Regions from separate parts of the Homo sapiens genome. Here regions 2 and 3 are each linked to region 1. Evidence: chromatin contacts called from ENCODE Hi-C or POLR2A ChIA-PET data. All regions are on one chromosome and are shown on one strand. Each heading gives the region's core, a stretch centred on a gene start or an enhancer-like site at or near the end of the contact. The rest is flanking DNA. Distances are from core to core; before and after follow the strand shown. Region 1 overlaps LINC01344 (long intergenic non-protein coding RNA 1344). Region 2 overlaps LINC01344 (long intergenic non-protein coding RNA 1344). Region 3 overlaps LINC01344 (long intergenic non-protein coding RNA 1344).

Region 1 (2,820 bases), core at 173-2,672:
TAAGAATGACACAGTGGATTTTGGGGACTCAGGGGGTAAGGGTTGGAAGTGGGTGAGGGATAAAAGACTACAAATTGGGTTCAGTATGTACTGCTTGGGTGATGGGTGCACCAAAATCTCAGAAATCACTAAATAATGTACTCATGTAACCAAACACCACCTGTTCCCCAAAAACCTATGGAAATAAAAAAAAAAAAGCTTAAACAAACAAGATTGTAGTGCTTTAAAAAAGCATCAAAATGCCACCCTAGAAAAAACAAAGCTTATTGGCTTTCTTCTACTTATTTTACGATTAGACAGTACTTTTATTGTGGATGTTGTATACAGGGTGGACATAAACTTTCCAGGCTTAGAGCCACTAATGTTCTTTCTACAGCCTGATCATCCTCAGCCACCCCTTCTCCATGCCCAATTGGTTCCTAAGCCCTATTGATTTTGCCTCATTGACAGCAGCTGAACTATCGCTAATACTGTCTTAGGGCTTCTGGTTGTCTGTGACCTGGATTGCTATAGCGGCCTCTTGACTAGCTTTCCCTTCCCACCCATCTATCACAGAGATGTCATCTGTTTCTTGTATGTCACTCTTCTTCCTAAAATCTTTTCCTTGCCATCTAGTAACTTCAAGGGAAGTTTCAATCCCTTAGCCTAGCTGACAGGCTGTGTGCTCCTTTACCTCCATGCTACTATTTCACATGCAGCCTTCACTCTAGATTTCCTACATTTACCCTACTCCATGCACCCCTCCCCTCTACCCCTCCCCAGCTTGGAAGGGTCTGCGTGACAAGTGAGAGAAAAGGTGGGAGACTCTTACCCTGTGTTCTCTAGGGAAAAAAAGGAATTCTCCCCATTTCGAAAAAGCCTCCAGAGGAGAAATGATCAGACATACAGAGATAGAGTTCAGCCAAGAAACATTTTCCTTCTGCCCTGGGCTTGTCTTTTGGTCATAGCTTTTGCCCTTAAAATGCAGGTAGATTTGTCACTGGGGCCACATGCAGAAGAGGGCCATTGTCTTCTTTCAATGTTCTGCTCAGTGAGAACATCTTCACGTCACCAGCCATGAGCAAGCCCGCTCAGCTGACACAGCTTATGTCCTCTATAAACAGGGCCCAGGAGAATGCTCTGTGTGCCTCTGGTCAGGAGCTCCGTGGCTCGGCCTTGGCAGGGAGAAGGGCATTACTCACTGGACCCCCGTCCTCTCCCCAACATTGTTTTCCCATTTTCACCAGGGGACTGAAAGGGGGATGGGGGAGGAGGGCGGGAGAACACAGGAGAGTGGAGCTGTTTGTTTTCTCCTTCCTGTTAACAATGCAACATCTGTTCCCCAGCCTGGCAGCTGGACCAAAGTGAATTGATGAGAGCATTCGTGCCTCTGGATCAGGGGGTGGAGAGTGGGAGAGGGAAGGAGGGAGGGCTGCCCCAAGGGCTGAAGCCTCTCTGAACAATAACAATAGCAACAATCATGAGAATATCTTCAACACCATTTGGCAGGCTGACTGTGGAGCCCACGGAGCCCGTGGAGCTGGGTAATTTGATGTTCCAGCAGATCCACATATTGTAACGAACACACCGAACAGAGATCTGAGTGCCTTCTTTTTTTTTTTTTTTTTTTTTTAAGAATCGCCCAATTAAAGGAATAGTGTTTACCTAGTAAATATCTATTTTGGCTCATGCACAGTGATAGAAAACATCTTTATTTACCTAAGAATGAATCTGAGAGAGGTGAAGCTGACAGAGGTGGAGTGACAGCAAAAAGGCAAAATGAGGGTTAACGAGGCAGCAGTGAGGAGAAGGAAGGGCCCACCTTCTCCTGGCTTCCTCCTGCCTCCCTCCTGTTCCTTCTAGTTCATCTTTGGCTACTTCCTTCTCAGCTCTGGTGTCTACTGGTGGCCTGTCCCGGGCTCAGTCTCTCCTCTACCTGTACTTACTCTCAATGTTTTTGTCTAGCCTTATGGCAGTGGGATCCACCTAAATACTGACCATTCCCAATTTATACCCTTGACTCAGACCTGTCCCCTGAAGGTCAGCCTCATGTATTCAACAGCCCACTTACCATCTTCAACTGAGTATCTAAAGTCATCTCAAAGCTAAGCATCACCAAATGAGCTTCTTGGGTCATCCATCCACCAAACTTGATCTTCCATAGTTTTCCTCATCTCAGTGAATGGCAATTACATTCTTCCTGGACTCTTCTCTTACTCTTATATCCCACAACACACTGTAGGCAAAGCCTGTGGGCTCTGTCTTAAAAATGCATCCCAGAACCTGGTCACTTCTCCCTGCCTCTACTACTTTGTTCCCTGTTCTAAGCCATCATCAGTTCTTTCCTAGATTATTACAACAGCTTCCTGACTGGTCTGCTTCCGCCTTTGTGCTGCCTTCCTCTTGCCCAGCCTGTTCTCAACACAGCAGGCCGAGAGACCCTGTAAAACCATGATTTTGATCAGATTCCTCCCCTGCTCAAAACCCCCATATGCTCCCCATCGCAGAGAAGTCTGCGAGGTTCTCTCCAGTCTGGCCTCCTGCTAACCCTCTGACTTGTCTCACTGCTAACTACTTCAGCATTGCTGGCCTCTTGTGTTTCTAGAACATGCCAGGCACTCCCAGCTCCAGGCCTCTTCCTGGATGGCTCTTCTCTCAGATGTTTGCTTATCTTGCTTTTTATCTTTATGTCTTTACCCCAGAATTCCCTACCCTCATTTTTTGGTCTATTTTTCTCCATAACACTTGTCACGCCTGAAAAGTTCCATCTTCCACTGATTTATTTTGTTTATTTCCACTTCCCAGTGATGACTGCACTCTGTGCGAGCAGGAATGCTTATT
Region 2 (2,820 bases), core at 164-2,663, 62 kb after region 1:
GTACCCCCCAAACGCCAGCCAGAGCTCTCCTGTATGAGGTGTCTGTTGACCCCTGCTGGGATGTGTCCCAGTCAGGAGGCACGGGGGTCCAGGTCCCACTTGAGGTGGCAGTCTGTCCCTTAATAGAGCTCGAATGCTGTGCTGGGAGATCCGCTGCTGTCTTCAGAGCCAGCAGGCAGGGACAGTTAAGCCTGCTGAAGCTGCTCCCACAGTTACCCCTTCCCCAAGGTGCTCTGTCCCAGGGAGATGGGGGTTTTATCTATAAGCCCCTGACTGGGGCTGCTGCCTTTTTTTTCAAGATGCCCTGTCCAGAAAGGAGGAATCTAGAGGCAGTCTGGCTACAGTGACTTTGCTGAGCTGCAGTGGGGTCCACCCAGCTCAAACTTCCCAGCATCTTTGTTTAAACCGTGAGGGGAAAACCGCCTATTCAAGCCTCAGTAATGGTGGACGCCCCTTCCTCCAGCAAACTGGAGCATCCCAGGTCGACTTTAGACTGCTGTGCTGGCAGTGAGAATTTCAAGTCAGTGGATCTTAGCTTGCTGGGCTCCATGGGAGTGGGATCCGCTGAGCTAGACCACTTGGCTTCCTGGCTTCAGACCCCTTTCCAGGGGAGTGAACAGTGCTCACTGGCATTCCAGGTGCCACTGGAGTGTGAAAAACAAAAACAAAAACAAAAAAACAACTCCTGCAGCTAGCTTGGTGTCTGCCCAAACAGCTGCCCAGTTTTGTGCTTGAAACCCAGGGCCCTGATGGCGTAGGCACCCAAGGGAATCTCCTGGTCTGCGGATTGCAAAGACCATAGGAGAAGCATAGTATCTGGGCTGGAATGTACCATTCCTCAGGGCACAGTCCCTCATGGCTTCCCTTGGCTAGGGGAGAGAGTTCCCCAAACCCTTGCACTTCCCAGGTGAGGTGATGCCCCACCTTGCTTCTTTTTGCCTTCCGTGGGCTGCACCCACTGCCTAACCAGTCCGAATGAGATGAGCCAGGTACCTCAGTTGGAAATGCAGAAATCACCCGCCTTCTGCATTGATCTCACTGGGAGCTGCATACCAGAGCTGTTCGTATTCTTCCATCTTGCCAGCCCAGTCCTAATTTTTGTATTTTTAGTAGAGACGGGGTTTCACCATGTTGACCAGGCTGGTCTTGAACTCCTGACGTAAGGTGATCCGCCCACCTCGGCCTCCCAAAGTGCTGGGGTTACAGGCATGAGCCACCGCGCCTGGCCCATAACACACATTTTTAAGGTTTTTGCTGTTTACTGCTCTCCTTCCTTTCATAAGTTTATATGGAGTTAAAATTCTATGATCAGTGTATGAGTGTGTTCCCCTTACACTTTTCAAACTACATATTTCCATTCTGAGTAATCCTTTTTACAGCTCATCTCAACTAGCACTCAGATCAATATTTGTCCAGTCCTGCCCTTCCTTGTCCTATGTGTACAGGACACAATGCTCCTAGCAAGAAAGTTCACACCCAGTAGGAGGAATAACAGAAGTTTTTTTGTTTGTTTGAATCTAAAAATGCTGAGGGTGATTAATTCATGAAATCTTATTTTTTTTCAAATTATATTAGACTATCCTAAAGAAAAAAAGAACAAAGGCAAAATATTTTTACCTCAACCCATTGTCATATTGATAATCTTCAACTTTCTTTCTTTTTTTTTTTTTTTTTTTTTTTTTTTTGTATTTTTAGTAGAGTTGGGGTTTCACTGTGTTTGCCAGGCTGGTCTCAAACTCATGACCTCAAATGATCCACCCACCTTGGCCTCCCAAAGTGCTGGGATTACAGGTGTGAGCCACCATCCCTGACTGATAAACTTCAACTTTCAATATGCAGATCTACTTGTACATTTGTGATTCTTCAGAAATGGGACATGGCTGCTATTTTACCTCCTTTGAAGAAATCTAAACTTCTTGAGATCAGGAACCATTCTTCTATACCTTTTATAGAATAAGTTAGAGAACCATAAGATGGTAGACCTGGAAGCAGCCTCGTATTTCTCTAGTCTGAGTTTTTCTACAGATGAGGAAAATGAGTCCCAGAAAGGTGGAAGAACTTACCCATGATCAATAGCTATTTAGAGGCCAGCTATTAGAACCTGTGTAACCTGACTCCTCTTTCAATGCTCTTACCAGTGCCTGTCCTCAAAGGTAAATCTATGAAGAAGAGAGAACACTGCCTGTCTTAAGTAGGTTAATAAAAAGCGCTTCTCCGAATCATTCTGAATTCCGTTAGCTGGACTCATACAATGTTTGTAAGACTTGAATGGAATGTCTGCTTCCAAATAGTATGGCTTTCTCATGGGTCACTGGAAGGAATTAGTCATAAATGAACTCTCAGGAAAAGGTAGGATTCATCCACCATAAGGAGTTACTGAATATCAACCAATTAAATTTTGGAGTCTATTCCATCCAAGGACAATCATTTTTGTTTTGTTGTGTTAGTGTTGTAGATCAAATCTTTTATCCTAACCTTCTGTTGGCTGGTATGTGCTCACAACTCACCATCCATCCAAAGCAGATAAATACTTCAGAACATAAGAAAAACATATTTAGTTTAATTTGTTTGCATCCTGTTTTTAAATGACTTTTTTCATGAACTGGAAACATTCAGATTAATGAAATAAAGATTTTAAATGGGGATGTACAATTAAGAAAGAGAAAACTAATTTCCAGCCACCATAAGAGGCAAAGCAGTAGCTGGGATTAAATATAAAACTTGACCAAGACTATGGTTGTCATAGAAAAAGATTAAGAAAGGGAAAAGAAACAAAAAGGAAGAAAGAAAAAGAGACAGAAGGATTGATATAGAATAATT
Region 3 (2,820 bases), core at 134-2,633, 43 kb after region 1:
TCCTGACTTGGGCAGGAAAGGAGCTTGGAAGAATGAGAGGGACTGGGTGGCAAGCTCTATCATCAAACAGGCGCTGCAGGGGCTCTGCAGGGCTGTCCCCAGACAGGTACATTTGGAAGGGAGGGAGATGAGGTAGGGACTTGGCAGATGCCCAGTGGGTGTAAGTCAGTGGCCACACAGTGAGTGTACAGGGGCTAAAGGGCAGCCACTTGAAAAAATGTGCTGTTCAACTGAATAAGTTCACAAGGAACAATCCAAAGATTACTAAATATCAATTATTTGTGTTGCCTGAATTGTCCTCCAATCCCAATAAATATCATGCGTGCATTTCAACAGGGATTTTATCTTCGTGTATTTACCATTTTTGATGCTTTCTTTCATTTCTTTTACTGGTTTGTATACACACCTTCTGCGTTTGTAGGCCATATAACCATTATTTTAAGCCTTTTAGGATATGGCTGTCCTGTAGTGAGGCACTTTTTGTAGAGTATGTGCATGAGCCTGCGTATGTGTGTGGTGTGTGTGCGCTGCGTATGTTTGTGTCTGTGTGTGTATATGTGTGTGTGGTGTACGTAAGTGTCTTCATGTGTTTCCGTGTATGGTGTATGTGTTGCACGTGGTGATGTGTTGGGTGTGCACGTTTGTGTGTGCATATGTGTGGTATATGGTGTTTCTCTGGGTCTTTGCATGGTGTGTCTCTCTGTGTATTTGTGTTACATATGTTTGTGGCTCTGTGGGTGTTTATTGGGTTGTGTATGTGTGTAGTGTGTATGTTTGTGTGTGTTGTATGTGTGGTGTGTGTGTCTCTCTGTGTTTGTGTGTGGTGTGTATATTTGTATCTGTGTGTATGTGTGATGTGTCTCTCTGCGTGTGGTCTATTTGTGTGTGTATTTGTGCTGTGTATATTTGCAACTCTGTGGGTGTTTATGTGGGCTGTGCATGTGTGTAGTGTGCATGTTTGTGTCTGTGTGTGTGTGATGTATGTGTCTGTGTGTGCTGTGTCTATCTGTGTGTGTATTTGTGCTATGTATGTGTGTGGCTTTGTGGGTTGTATATGTGTATGAGTTAACTCCTGTGTGCAGACTGCAGCCCCTCAGGCCTAGACTCTGGGCTCTTCTCTCAGGCCTTAGCATCTATGCCAGGCAACTGAGATTTCTCAGGCACTCCTGGGAACTGTGCCTCATGTCCCAGAGAGCGTGTGGAAAGCACTCTCTGCGGCAGGTGTCTGACAGCCTGCAGGGTTGCTATGTGCCTAGGGTGTGGCACACAACCCCTCTGCGGAGGATGAGTGCCTGTGGTTATCAGCAGAGTCAGTGCACTGAAGAGGCCATTATCACGGGCACCGGAGTGCATGAATCATGGGGTATGTCATTTTCTATTTTAGGAAGAAAAAGAAAACATCTCGAGCGAATCAATCAATTCTCATTAGGCCCATTCATAGCCACATTGCCTGGTCCTCTTTCAGGGGCTGGAAGAAGTGGCCCACATCCAAATCCACCATTCAATCCGTAGGCCTTTGCCCCATATTCCGGCCCCATTTCCTTGCTTGATGTGTGCACACAGCTCTGCCTCATGCTGTGAGTGTGCATACCTCCTCCGTGTCCCTCAGTCAGCCTCCTGCCTCCTGACTTGGGTCGCACTCAGGAGGTAAAGACACTTTCTCTAGGCCACAGCATTCTAAGTTGGTGTAATTTTCTGTTTAAACTCATGATGAATGAACTCTAACATTCATTCAGTAGGTGTGGCCACATGCAGAGTTAGGCATTCAAGATGCAGGGAGGATTAGAAAAAATGGTAGTTAAGGGCATAGACTTTGATTAAGATAGAACCTGTTTACATTGCTTCTTCACCCCTTCCTCTGTGACCCGGGGCAGACAAGGTAACTTCCTGAAGGCTCTGCTTCCTCATTTGTGAAATGGGCACTTACCTAACTGTGGTGCTGTGAGGCCAATGACAGCTGAAAGTGCCAGCTGTGGTGTGGATGGTCACTCAACCTTCATTCCTGCCTCTTGCTGGGTGAAGTTGGAAAGCTGAGCACCATGATTCCAAGGCTCCTTTGCAGTCGGGGTTCTAGAAGCAAGCTGTCTTCTGCCAAGTAGAGGCACTCAGTGCAAGATGTGCAAAGCAGAAGCTGCACCCCTTTGTAGCCATTTTGCTGGCCAGCAAAGCTGGGGAAATAGGAGGTTTTTCTGCATCAGAGTTCCAGAGTCCATTCTCCAGCTTCTTGGGTATCGAGAGGCAGGAATTGTAGCAGAGGCAGCAGTCACTTCTGGATTCCAGCACAGCTCCAGAGGTGCCCTAGAGGTGGTGGTTAATTTCTATACTGCTTTGTGAGCCCCAGCCTAGAACCTGCTCCTTCAGCCCTTCTAACCGTTTTGCAAGCACATTATCCCTTGACTAAATCCCTTCCTACTCAATGTAAGTGAAGCAATTTCTGTTTCCTGCACTGAATCCTAACAGATAAAGCTATTATTATTTGTATACAGAAGAACAAGTTAAAGTAATAGCAGCTGCCACATATTGGTTATACCATAAGTCCAGATTTTTATAGATGGTATCTAATTTCATTCTCCCAGAAAAATCACACAGCCCCTGAAGGGTCTAATCAGAGTGTGAACCTAGGTTTCTCTGGCACCAAAGGCGGGGTGCCAAACCATTATACTCCTCTGTTCATGCTCTGGAAGAGCTCGCAGGTCAGGAAGGATGCATTCTGGTGAATAAATGGCTACAGTGCAGTGAGAGAGATGCTGAAAAAAACTGTGGGCCCAGGCCTATGGAGCCCAGATGAGAAAATGCCTAACTCTGCCTAGCCTCGGAAGT

The links. A loop is a pair of places that touch in the nucleus more often than their neighbours do. ChIA-PET counts read pairs that join two places held with the same protein, here RNA polymerase II (POLR2A). Pooled maps may share reads with other maps.
Region 2: a map of esophagus muscularis mucosa shows a loop between it and region 1 (3-fold over the local background). The contact joins two enhancer-like sites. A Hi-C loop is called at or near these places in 6 of 168 maps with a recorded cell type or tissue (CD8-positive, alpha-beta T cell, Caco-2, esophagus muscularis mucosa and 3 more) and 4 of 50 pooled maps. POLR2A ChIA-PET finds 5 or more read pairs at or near these places in 4 of 52 experiments (HepG2, K562, MCF 10A and 1 more).
Region 3: a loop to region 1 is called in a map of dorsolateral prefrontal cortex, with 6 times the contacts of the local background. The contact joins two enhancer-like sites. A Hi-C loop is called at or near these places in 3 of 168 maps with a recorded cell type or tissue (CD8-positive, alpha-beta T cell, HepG2 and dorsolateral prefrontal cortex) and 2 of 50 pooled maps. POLR2A ChIA-PET finds 5 or more read pairs at or near these places in 9 of 52 experiments (BJ, GM12878, HepG2 and 6 more).

The regions. Positions count from the first base shown.
Region 1 is chr1:182,278,378-182,281,197 of GRCh38, reverse strand. All of the region lies in intron 2 of LINC01344 (long intergenic non-protein coding RNA 1344), which reads left to right. Among named protein-coding and RNA genes, the nearest start is that of LINC01344, 34 kb to the left of the region's middle. Within about 2 kb of position 1,422, at least 7 of the 41 ENCODE cell types and tissues checked have a DNase peak (open chromatin) inside an H3K27ac peak, as active enhancers do; they include dorsolateral prefrontal cortex, where a contact is called at or near this core.
Region 2 is chr1:182,216,729-182,219,548 of GRCh38, reverse strand. The region is part of intron 2 of LINC01344 (long intergenic non-protein coding RNA 1344); the gene reads left to right. Among named protein-coding and RNA genes, the nearest start is that of LINC01344, 96 kb to the left of the region's middle. Within about 2 kb of position 1,413, at least 4 of the 41 ENCODE cell types and tissues checked have a DNase peak (open chromatin) inside an H3K27ac peak, as active enhancers do.
Region 3 is chr1:182,234,879-182,237,698 of GRCh38, reverse strand. All of the region lies in intron 2 of LINC01344 (long intergenic non-protein coding RNA 1344), which reads left to right. Among named protein-coding and RNA genes, the nearest start is that of LINC01344, 78 kb to the left of the region's middle. Within about 2 kb of position 1,383, at least 9 of the 41 ENCODE cell types and tissues checked have a DNase peak (open chromatin) inside an H3K27ac peak, as active enhancers do; they include dorsolateral prefrontal cortex, where a contact is called at or near this core.